3 separate regions of the Homo sapiens genome follow, and all the other regions are linked to region 3. Evidence: chromatin contacts called from ENCODE Hi-C or POLR2A ChIA-PET data. All regions are on one chromosome and are shown on one strand. Each heading gives the region's core, a stretch centred on a gene start or an enhancer-like site at or near the end of the contact. The rest is flanking DNA. Distances are from core to core; before and after follow the strand shown.

The links. A loop is a pair of places that touch in the nucleus more often than their neighbours do. ChIA-PET counts read pairs that join two places held with the same protein, here RNA polymerase II (POLR2A). Pooled maps may share reads with other maps.
Region 1: a loop to region 3 is called in a map of naive thymus-derived CD4-positive, alpha-beta T cell, with 2.4 times the contacts of the local background. The contact joins the enhancer-like site here to the promoter of MRPL33 in region 3. A Hi-C loop is called at or near these places in 1 of 168 maps with a recorded cell type or tissue (naive thymus-derived CD4-positive, alpha-beta T cell) and 9 of 50 pooled maps. POLR2A ChIA-PET finds 5 or more read pairs at or near these places in 2 of 52 experiments (A549 and B cell).
Region 2: a map of CD4-positive, alpha-beta memory T cell shows a loop between it and region 3 (7-fold over the local background). The contact joins the promoter of PREB here to the promoter of MRPL33 in region 3. A Hi-C loop is called at or near these places in 1 of 168 maps with a recorded cell type or tissue (CD4-positive, alpha-beta memory T cell) and 1 of 50 pooled maps.

The regions. Positions count from the first base shown.
Region 1 is chr2:28,452,747-28,455,446 of GRCh38, reverse strand. No RefSeq gene overlaps it. Among named protein-coding and RNA genes, the nearest start is that of PLB1, 42 kb to the left of the region's middle. RefSeq lists an enhancer at 2,690-2,700. Within about 2 kb of position 1,391, at least 2 of the 41 ENCODE cell types and tissues checked have a DNase peak (open chromatin) inside an H3K27ac peak, as active enhancers do.
Region 2 is chr2:27,133,304-27,136,003 of GRCh38, reverse strand. It overlaps PREB (prolactin regulatory element binding), which reads left to right and starts at 1,368. Exons shown (of 9, transcript NM_013388.6): 1 at 1,368-1,717; 2 at 2,283-2,472; 3 at 2,667-2,700. The coding sequence starts at 1,583. RefSeq lists enhancers at 1,430-1,479, 955-1,611 and a silencer at 1,550-1,649.
Region 3 is chr2:27,770,271-27,772,970 of GRCh38, reverse strand. It overlaps MRPL33 (mitochondrial ribosomal protein L33), which reads right to left and starts at 1,252. Exons shown (of 4, transcript NM_004891.4): 1 at 1,172-1,252; 2 at 279-297. The coding sequence starts at 1,193. RefSeq lists enhancers at 1,071-1,200, 441-1,257, 1,491-1,610.

The sequences.
Region 1 (2,700 bases), core at 142-2,641, 680 kb before region 3:
ATGGGCTTGAAGGATGAATGCGAGGTTTTATTGAATGGTAGAGGTAGCTTTCAGTGGGACGGATGAGGAGCCAGAAGGGGGGTATGGAGTAGGAAGGTGATCTTCCCCTGGAGTCAGGAGCCCAGCAGCCGGACTCCTCTCTGACCGTCCCCAGTCAAACTCCTCTCCATGTTCAGATGTTCCTCCTCCTCTCTCTTTCTCTACTGCATCGTTCCACTGTCCGTCTGCTGGTCTGCTGGCTTGCTCGTCTGTTTCTGAAGCCTGGGGTTCAGGGTTTATATGGGTGCAGGATAGGGGGTGTGGCAGGCCAAAAGGCAACTTTTTCCGCTCAAAAACAGGAATGCCTGTCCTCATTTAGGGCCGTGGGTCTTCAGGCTTGAGGGTGGGGCCTTTGCCAGGAGCCACCCTCTTCTACCCAGTATTTCCCTGTCTCCTGTCCGTATCACCAGGCCATCTGGATGAGTACTTATGGAGAGAGTTCCTAGCAGCTTAGGATGTTGCTTCACCTTGCAGACTTGAGTTTGCAGATGCCAGAGAGAGGTTGGAATGTGTGCTAAGTAGATTGGGGTATGTGAAAGTCTCTCCCCTAGAAGGTCAGCCGTAAGGAGGCAGGGATCTTGTGTTTTATTGATTTTTATGGCCCAAGAGTCTAGAACAGTGCCTGGCACCAAGGAGGCTCAACGAATAGTTATGAAATGAGCACAGGAGGAATGCTGGACACGTCATTGACAGTCAGAACATGAACTTCCATTCTTGGGTGAGTGTCGTGTGGTATGGAAACAGCAATAATAATGCCTTCCATTAGTGGAGCCCTCTGTAAGGTGTTTACACACACATCATCTCATTTGATCCTCATGACAACCCCATGAGATAAGTACCATTAAGTGTTATTATCCCCAATTTACAGATGAGATAACTGCGGCTCAAAGAGTTCAACCTGCCTGAGGCCACATAGCTGGTAAATGGCAGAGCCTGATCTTGAACCCAGGATTTTCTCGCCCTAGACCCAATGCTCTTATCTGCCTGTGTGTTGCTGGTCATGCAAAGCTCTGAGTGTGAGCAGCAGCTGGAAGCCTCACATGAGAGCCAAGGCCCTGAGGAGAGCCACCGTGGAGCAGACAGAAGAGCTACCTGTGACTGAGCCCAGGCCTGCTGTGCACACGGAGGCTGCCAGAGCTCTCAGCAGCAGGGGCTGGGTGAGAAGCAGGAGAGGCGGGTGAGCTGGGCCAGGCCCCTCTCAGCTCCAACAGTGGCCAAGTGCCCCTCTCGGGGAGCTCCTGAAGAGACCGCAGGGCCTCACGTAGGCACCGCCACCCTCAGGCCCAGACATGCATGGCTCCAAGCGGGCCCTTCACAGGGCACAGATGATGCCAAGGATGTGGGCAAACTGGTTTGAGGAACACAAAAACCAACTCAGAGTTTTCTCCCTTTCCTCAACAAGGCACCAGACCTGGCTTGTCACACCCCATGCCAAAGAGAAGTCTTCAAAGTGGTGTTTGCTTAGCCCCCACATCCTCCTGACTTTGCCAAAGTCCCTTATGTCTCCCTGAATCATACCTATGCACACGCACATGCACGCGCGCGCACACACATACACACACACACACACGGTGCCCAGGCCACCCCAGGCTCCTTTCCCTGGGAGCCCTCGAGCTGAGCCCTGGCCCACCTCTGTCCACAGCAATCCTTCGCACTCATCCTGCAGGCTCTTCTCTCTGCTGTCTGTTCCAAAGGCGCCTTCCCTCTTCTATACTCCAGAGCCTGCCCCAGGCCCTCCGCCCTGGTTCTGGCCATGGGGGCTTTCCACTAGATTTATCTGTACAGGTGACCGCTCCCCGTGTAGCCGCCAGCTCCCTGAGGGTGGGGCTCAGGTCCCTGTGCTGGGACCCACCTGGTCTAGGGGTCACAACCGCTGGCCACCCTGCATCAGGCCCTGTCAGGGAGCCCTGGGAGTCAGTAGTTTAGCAAACCTGTCTGGGGCCTTCCCCCTAGAAGCCACGGGGGCAGTCATGAAGAAATGGAGGGTGAAGGTGGGTGAGGCCAGGACAGGTGGCGGTCCACACACTTGCTGTGTTAGTCATCAAGGGCACCCAGCAGGGCAGAGGTCATCCCTAAAGCTGTGGCGAAGGGGATGGGTGGGGAGAAGGAGACAACGCATGCCAGGGAAAAGGCATCATGTCAAAACATCTTGCTGGAAAGGCAGTTTTCCTTCCAAACTCCCCAACAAGACCCGAAACGGTAAGTGGAAGGATGTCTTGATTAATCTCAGGCTGACGTTTTGCATTTGCTCTTGCAGCCAACACACACCGAGCCATCAAATCACCCTCCTGCTCCGTGCCAGACTCCGAACATGGAGTCCTCATTCCTGCCTCAGCAGCACTGGACAGAGCTTCTCTGTCCTCCCCCCTGGAAACGAGCCCCCAGCACAGGACCAAACAGATCATTGCTTCTACCTAGTGGAGCTAATAGCTGTTCATTGACCACATAGTCACTGGTCCCCTACTCTCCCAGCCCCTTGCTAAGCACGTCACATGCATTATCTCATTTACAAATGGGGTGGTTCCCAGAGATGGTTCTGGGGACCACAGTGGAGTGGGGAGGGGGCACTTCTGACCTGAGTGGAGTGAAAAGACAGCTGGCCCAGTCTCTTTTTGCGTCTGCTGCCCAGCATCATTGTCAACAGAGTCCACCTCATGCTTA
Region 2 (2,700 bases), core at 119-2,618, 640 kb after region 3:
GCATCCCCAAAGATGAAGCCACTGCGCTATTCCTCTGGGTGCACCTTAGGTTAATGAGAATGCAGGAGAGGGCGTCTCTTTGCAGGGAAGGACATCCCTTGTGCTCGCTCTCAGGAGTGCACAAAGGTCCTCATCAGATCAGAAACCCGAGGGAGAATGGAGTGTCAGGCGCAGAAGATACCTGCCCGGGAGCCAAACTGCCCCCTCTGAGGCCAGCAAAGCAGCTGGCCACCCACCAAGCCACCAGCCCAGGAGTGTGAAGCCTTGAGAAAGGGAATGGCAGACACCACCCCTGCCAAAAGTGGGCGATAGGCGTTAAGGATGACAGACGTGTCCTCATACGAGGAAGCAATGGATTCAGCATTTGAAGTCAGGTTTATTTTTAAGTTCATGCTGCCTCCGTTAAGAAGCAAGAGACTCCGGTGGTTTCTGGTGTGTGCCCTCGGGCAAATCACTTCCTCTCTGAGGTAAGATGCAAAGGCCTGTGCTCCTAGGAGTTGGCATATCACTCCTCAGATGGGAACAGTCCTTATTTGAGGATTTTATGTGTGTGAGAGACAGGGTCTAGCTCTGTTGCCCAGGGGCTGGAGTGCAGTGGTGACATCACTGGTGGTCCAGCGCAGCCTCGACCTCCCAGTCTCAAGTGATCCTCCCGCCTGAGCCTCCTGGGCACCTGGGCCCACAGGTGCCACGATGTTTGGCTAATTTTTAAATATTTCGTAGGGACGGATCCCCATGTTGCCCAGGCTGTCTCGAAAGCCTGGGCTCAAGCCATCCTCCTCTCTCGGACTTTCCGAAAGTGTTGGGATTACAGGAGGATTACAGGCATGAACCACCGTGCCTGGCAGAGGATTTTTTTTTTTTTGAGACGGAGTTTCACTCTTGTTGCTTGTTGCCCAGGCTGAAGAGCAATGGCAATGGCGCGATCTCGGCTCACTGCAACCTCTACTTCCCAGGTTCAAGTGATTCTCCTGCCTCAGGCTCCCGAGTAGCTGGGATTACAGGCGCACGCCACCACGCCCTTTGTATTTTTGGTAGAGACGGGGTTTCTCCATGTTGGTCAGGCTGGTCTCGAACTCCTGATCCGCCCGCCTAGGACTCACAAAGTGCTGGGATTACAGGCGCGAGTCGGATTTCTTTATTAAAGGTTGACCTTCATCAACCTCCATTGGCTCCACCTCCTCCGCCCGCGCCCCGCGCCCCGCACAAAAATGGCGAAGTCGGTGCTGGGCGACTCTGCCTCCGCGCCAGGGGTGGAGAACCGAAGCCCCGCCCCGGGAAACGCGGCCCCGCGGCCGGCTAGTGCTGACGCGTGTCGGCGCTCCTGCGCCTGCGCGGAGGGAGCCGCGAGACAGGTGCGCATGCGCAGTGCGCGTCTGCGAGACCGACTTGGACGGAGCCGAGCTGAGGCTCGGCTTCCTGCTGATGGTCAGGGTTTTGGCAACTCCCCGGTGTGAGAGGGGTAGGGAGTGCTCCCGGCGGCGACGGGGCCGAGTTCACCAGCCGCCGGGGCAGTAGTCGAAGGCCCGGCGCGGCATGTCCTGGGTGCCGCGGTGCGGGCAGTGAACGCGCGCCGGGCGGGATGGGCCGGCGCCGGGCGCCAGAGCTGTACCGGGCTCCGTTCCCGTTGTACGCGCTTCAGGTCGACCCCAGCACTGGGCTGCTCATCGCTGCGGGCGGAGGAGGCGCCGCCAAGACAGGCATAAAGAATGGCGTGGTGAGAGCGCAGGGCCACTGGGGCTGGGTCTTGCTGCGGGCTGGCGGCGATTCCAGGGTGGCCGGGGGGTCGCGGGGCGGGCCACACTCCAGCTTCGGGCCCTGCCCACTTCTGTTGGGAAGACCCGCTTGCCTGACGCCCAGGGGCGAATTTCAGTCGAGAACTCAGCGGGCGGAGGAGAGGCTTTTAAGGTAAAGTGAAAACTGCACACAGCTGCAGAGTCGCCAGGAACGCTTCAGCTCCGCCTCAGAGCAGCTCCAGGGGTCTTATACTGGCCTTTTCCGGGAGGTCTTGCCTGCCCTCTAGCAGCGGCGAGAGTGGTGCATTTGGGTTTAGGCTAAGTTCCTTCCCTCTCCTGAGCTTCACCCTGTTCTGTAAAATAGAGGTAATAATCCCAGTCCTGCTCACTGTGTAGATTTGTGAGGCCCAAATGAGAGAAAAAAGACTCGAGAAACCCTTGTGAACTAGAACGTGCAGAAAGCAAAGGGGTAAGACATCAGACTCTTCCCTAAACGTGCTCTCTGGGCACCCCTGAACTTGCTCATCCGGGTTCCCCCTCCCACAGCACTTTCTGCAGCTAGAGCTGATTAATGGGCGCTTGAGTGCCTCCTTGCTGCACTCCCATGACACAGAGACACGGGCCACCATGAACTTGGCACTGGCTGGTGACATCCTTGCTGCAGGGCAGGATGCCCACTGTCAGCTCCTGCGCTTCCAGGCACATCAACAGCAGGGCAACAAGGCAGAGAAGGCCGGTGAGGAGCTCCCTCTCTACCCCCTTGGGGAAAGGGTTGAACGAGTAAGGTCACTCTTGGTGTCTCTAAAGAAGTGGGTCTGGAAGTAGGGTTTTGGTAGCAAGCTAGAAGTTGTATGGGCACCTGCCATGGAGAGAGGGGCCAGTACTCCTTACTGTAGAAGCCTGGAACCTGGCCAAGTGTTTGTGTTACAGGTTCCAAGGAGCAGGGGCCTCGACAAAGGAAGGG
Region 3 (2,700 bases), core at 3-2,502:
TAGAAACAGACAGTGAGCTCACAAATCCTGGGACTAGAAAAGCAGCAAAGGTTCCTTCAAGTATTTCAATGCTCACAGAAGTAGCTCAGTTCAGCAGGAGGGAAAATATTTTTGAAAGAGTTCATAAAGAAAAAATAATCAACTAAGTAATCCACAAACCAACTCTTAGGAAATCAAGGCCCAATGCTTAATTTCATATAAGGATGTACTGGGAGCAGCTAGACTAACAAATCCAACATAAACAAGTGACGTTTAAAAAAGGAAAAATCTTTACTTACTTTGACTTGCTCTTGGCAACTTTTTTGTAGACAGGAAGGGTTGGAAAAGAAAATAAAAATATAAATGTATTCTCTTTCTTATGCAAAGTTCATATAAATATCAGTAATAACCAAAAATATTTAACTTATGAAATATGCCATGAGGTGTCACTCAAGTAACTATTCCCTATCTATTAGGGATCCCCTTAGGATTTTATAGAAGGAAGGTTAAAAGATCCAATCAGACCAACACAATTCTAGATTTAATATTTTGCATAATTTCATGACTGTTGGACTGGCTACCTTTTAAATCTTTCTAAAGTAATACCTGCTCCATTTTTTCCCTCTTCTAAGGTGCAAGTATTCGCGCTGCAGCAAGCTTCTTGTTTGACAAGTTTAACCTTTGCAAATTACAACAACCATCACATGTGGTGAAAACCAGATACTAAATCTAACTGGGAAGTCAGCCAAGGGTAAAGAAGAGCACTGACTCGGGAGCCCGAGGACTTCTTTAACTGCCCTGCCGCATTACTCAGGCAATTCATTGCCCCTCTCGGGAGCGGTTTCCTTATTTTTAGAGTTCGAAATAGGTGGGCTGCAAATTCTGAGGTCCTTCGGACAAAGATTCTCCTAACACGGGCTGGAGAAAAACGCCCCACAGCCAGACTCAACGGTCCGTGAGGACGGCAATTGAATCCAGACACCGCAGACCCCTTCTCAGGCACCCACAGGTCCGCGCAGGGAGGCGCGCCGCGGGGCATGCCGGACGCTGTGGTCCTGAAGGCCTGGAAAAGTACGCAGCTGCAGCTTCCCGTCCTGTTCGCACATCCTTCCCCGCATCATTCCGGGGCCCTGCCTGTCACGGCCCCCTAACCCTCGCCGTAACCCCTACCGGCGTCTCCAGCCCCACTTACAGAAGACCGCGGAGAGGAACATGGTGACCACACCTGGGCAGTCTCCGTCACCGGCCAAAAGGCCCCCAACCAACAACAACTGCTTCCGGGGCACGGCCCGGTTCTGGAAGAGGACATCCGGCAGTCGCCCGAGGCCACGCCCCCCGCCTGGAACCTGCCTCCAGTCGTCTGGCTCGTTCCTCGGTTTCTCAGAGCGAGTGTGTTTTGCTTTTGTCGTGCTGGAGGTTGGAATCCTCATCATTCTGGAAAGGGATTTACAGCTCAGGGTTCGCGCCCCGGCCCTGACTCCTATTTCTGGGTCAAGTGCTTTCAGCGTTAGGTGCTTTCCATATTTGTTTCACGAAATAATCGCAACCACCTGCATTAGACCCACAAGAACAACTGTGTATTGTACTTCGGCCGCTCCAGCGTATCAGCCCCTCGCATATTTTCTTAAAATGTTGCCTCCCCCGACCCAACTCCCTCTCCGCCTGGTTAAGCCTTACTCTCACTCTTCTGAGTCCCTTCGGCATTAAGAACCCCACCTTTCCTTAGTTATCCCAATCTCTAGGAGGGCAGGACCCTTTGCATCTCAAACTTCTGTATCCAAACACCTAGCACAGTTCCTGACATAGAAGCCAAATAACAGATTGAGAGCATTCACATCACGTGCCTAATATCACAGAACTACCAGGTGGCAGAGTAAGAATTTAAACCTAGATTTTATCTGACTCCAAAGACTCATGCCTTTCCCAGTAGACATTGGGACCTACCAGTTTGCAATCATTAATTTTTCATGGCTCTGTAAGGAACCTGGGCTCCTCTAACACCAAGGACCTCGTCAGTAACCTCATTTCGCAACTAATAATCAGGACTTTTGGATTTTTTTCCTAATCCGTGATTTGTATCTACATATGAAGTCTTACAGATGTGAAATAAGATTTAATCGCATGGCTCACGCCTGTAATCCCAGCCCTTTGGGAGGCTGAGGCAGGCAGATCACTTGAGGTCACGAGTTTGAGACCAGCCTGGCCAACGTCGCGGAATCCCGCCTGTACTAAAAATACAAAAATTAGCTGAACCCGGGAGGCGGAGGTTGCAGTGAGCCGAGATAGCGCCACTGCACTCCAGCCTGGGCGACAAAGTGAGACTCCGTCTCAAAAAAAAAAAAAAAAAAAAGTAATAAAACTGTTTTAAAGAAAATTCAGCTCTCTGTGCCATCACAAAGAAGATGAGGAGGAAAAAAATCAGCTCTCCATACAATACAATTCAATTTTTTAAATTAAGACCGTCCTTCTCCTTAGTACCTATAATACTTTTTTTCCTTCTAATCATTCTTGATATTTATCTTCCCATAACCGGACTCCAGCTACTGAGTACCTTCCAGGTGCCGAAATCCTTCCTTACCTTGCATTGGCAAAAAAGAGCTTCAGATGTTCAAGAGGATAAGGTTTCTTATATTTCCTTTAGAGGATTTATAAGAAAACACAAGACTGGAAGCCAAGGAACATGATTTCTAGTCCTTGTTCTGTCCCTTAGAAAGTCACTTT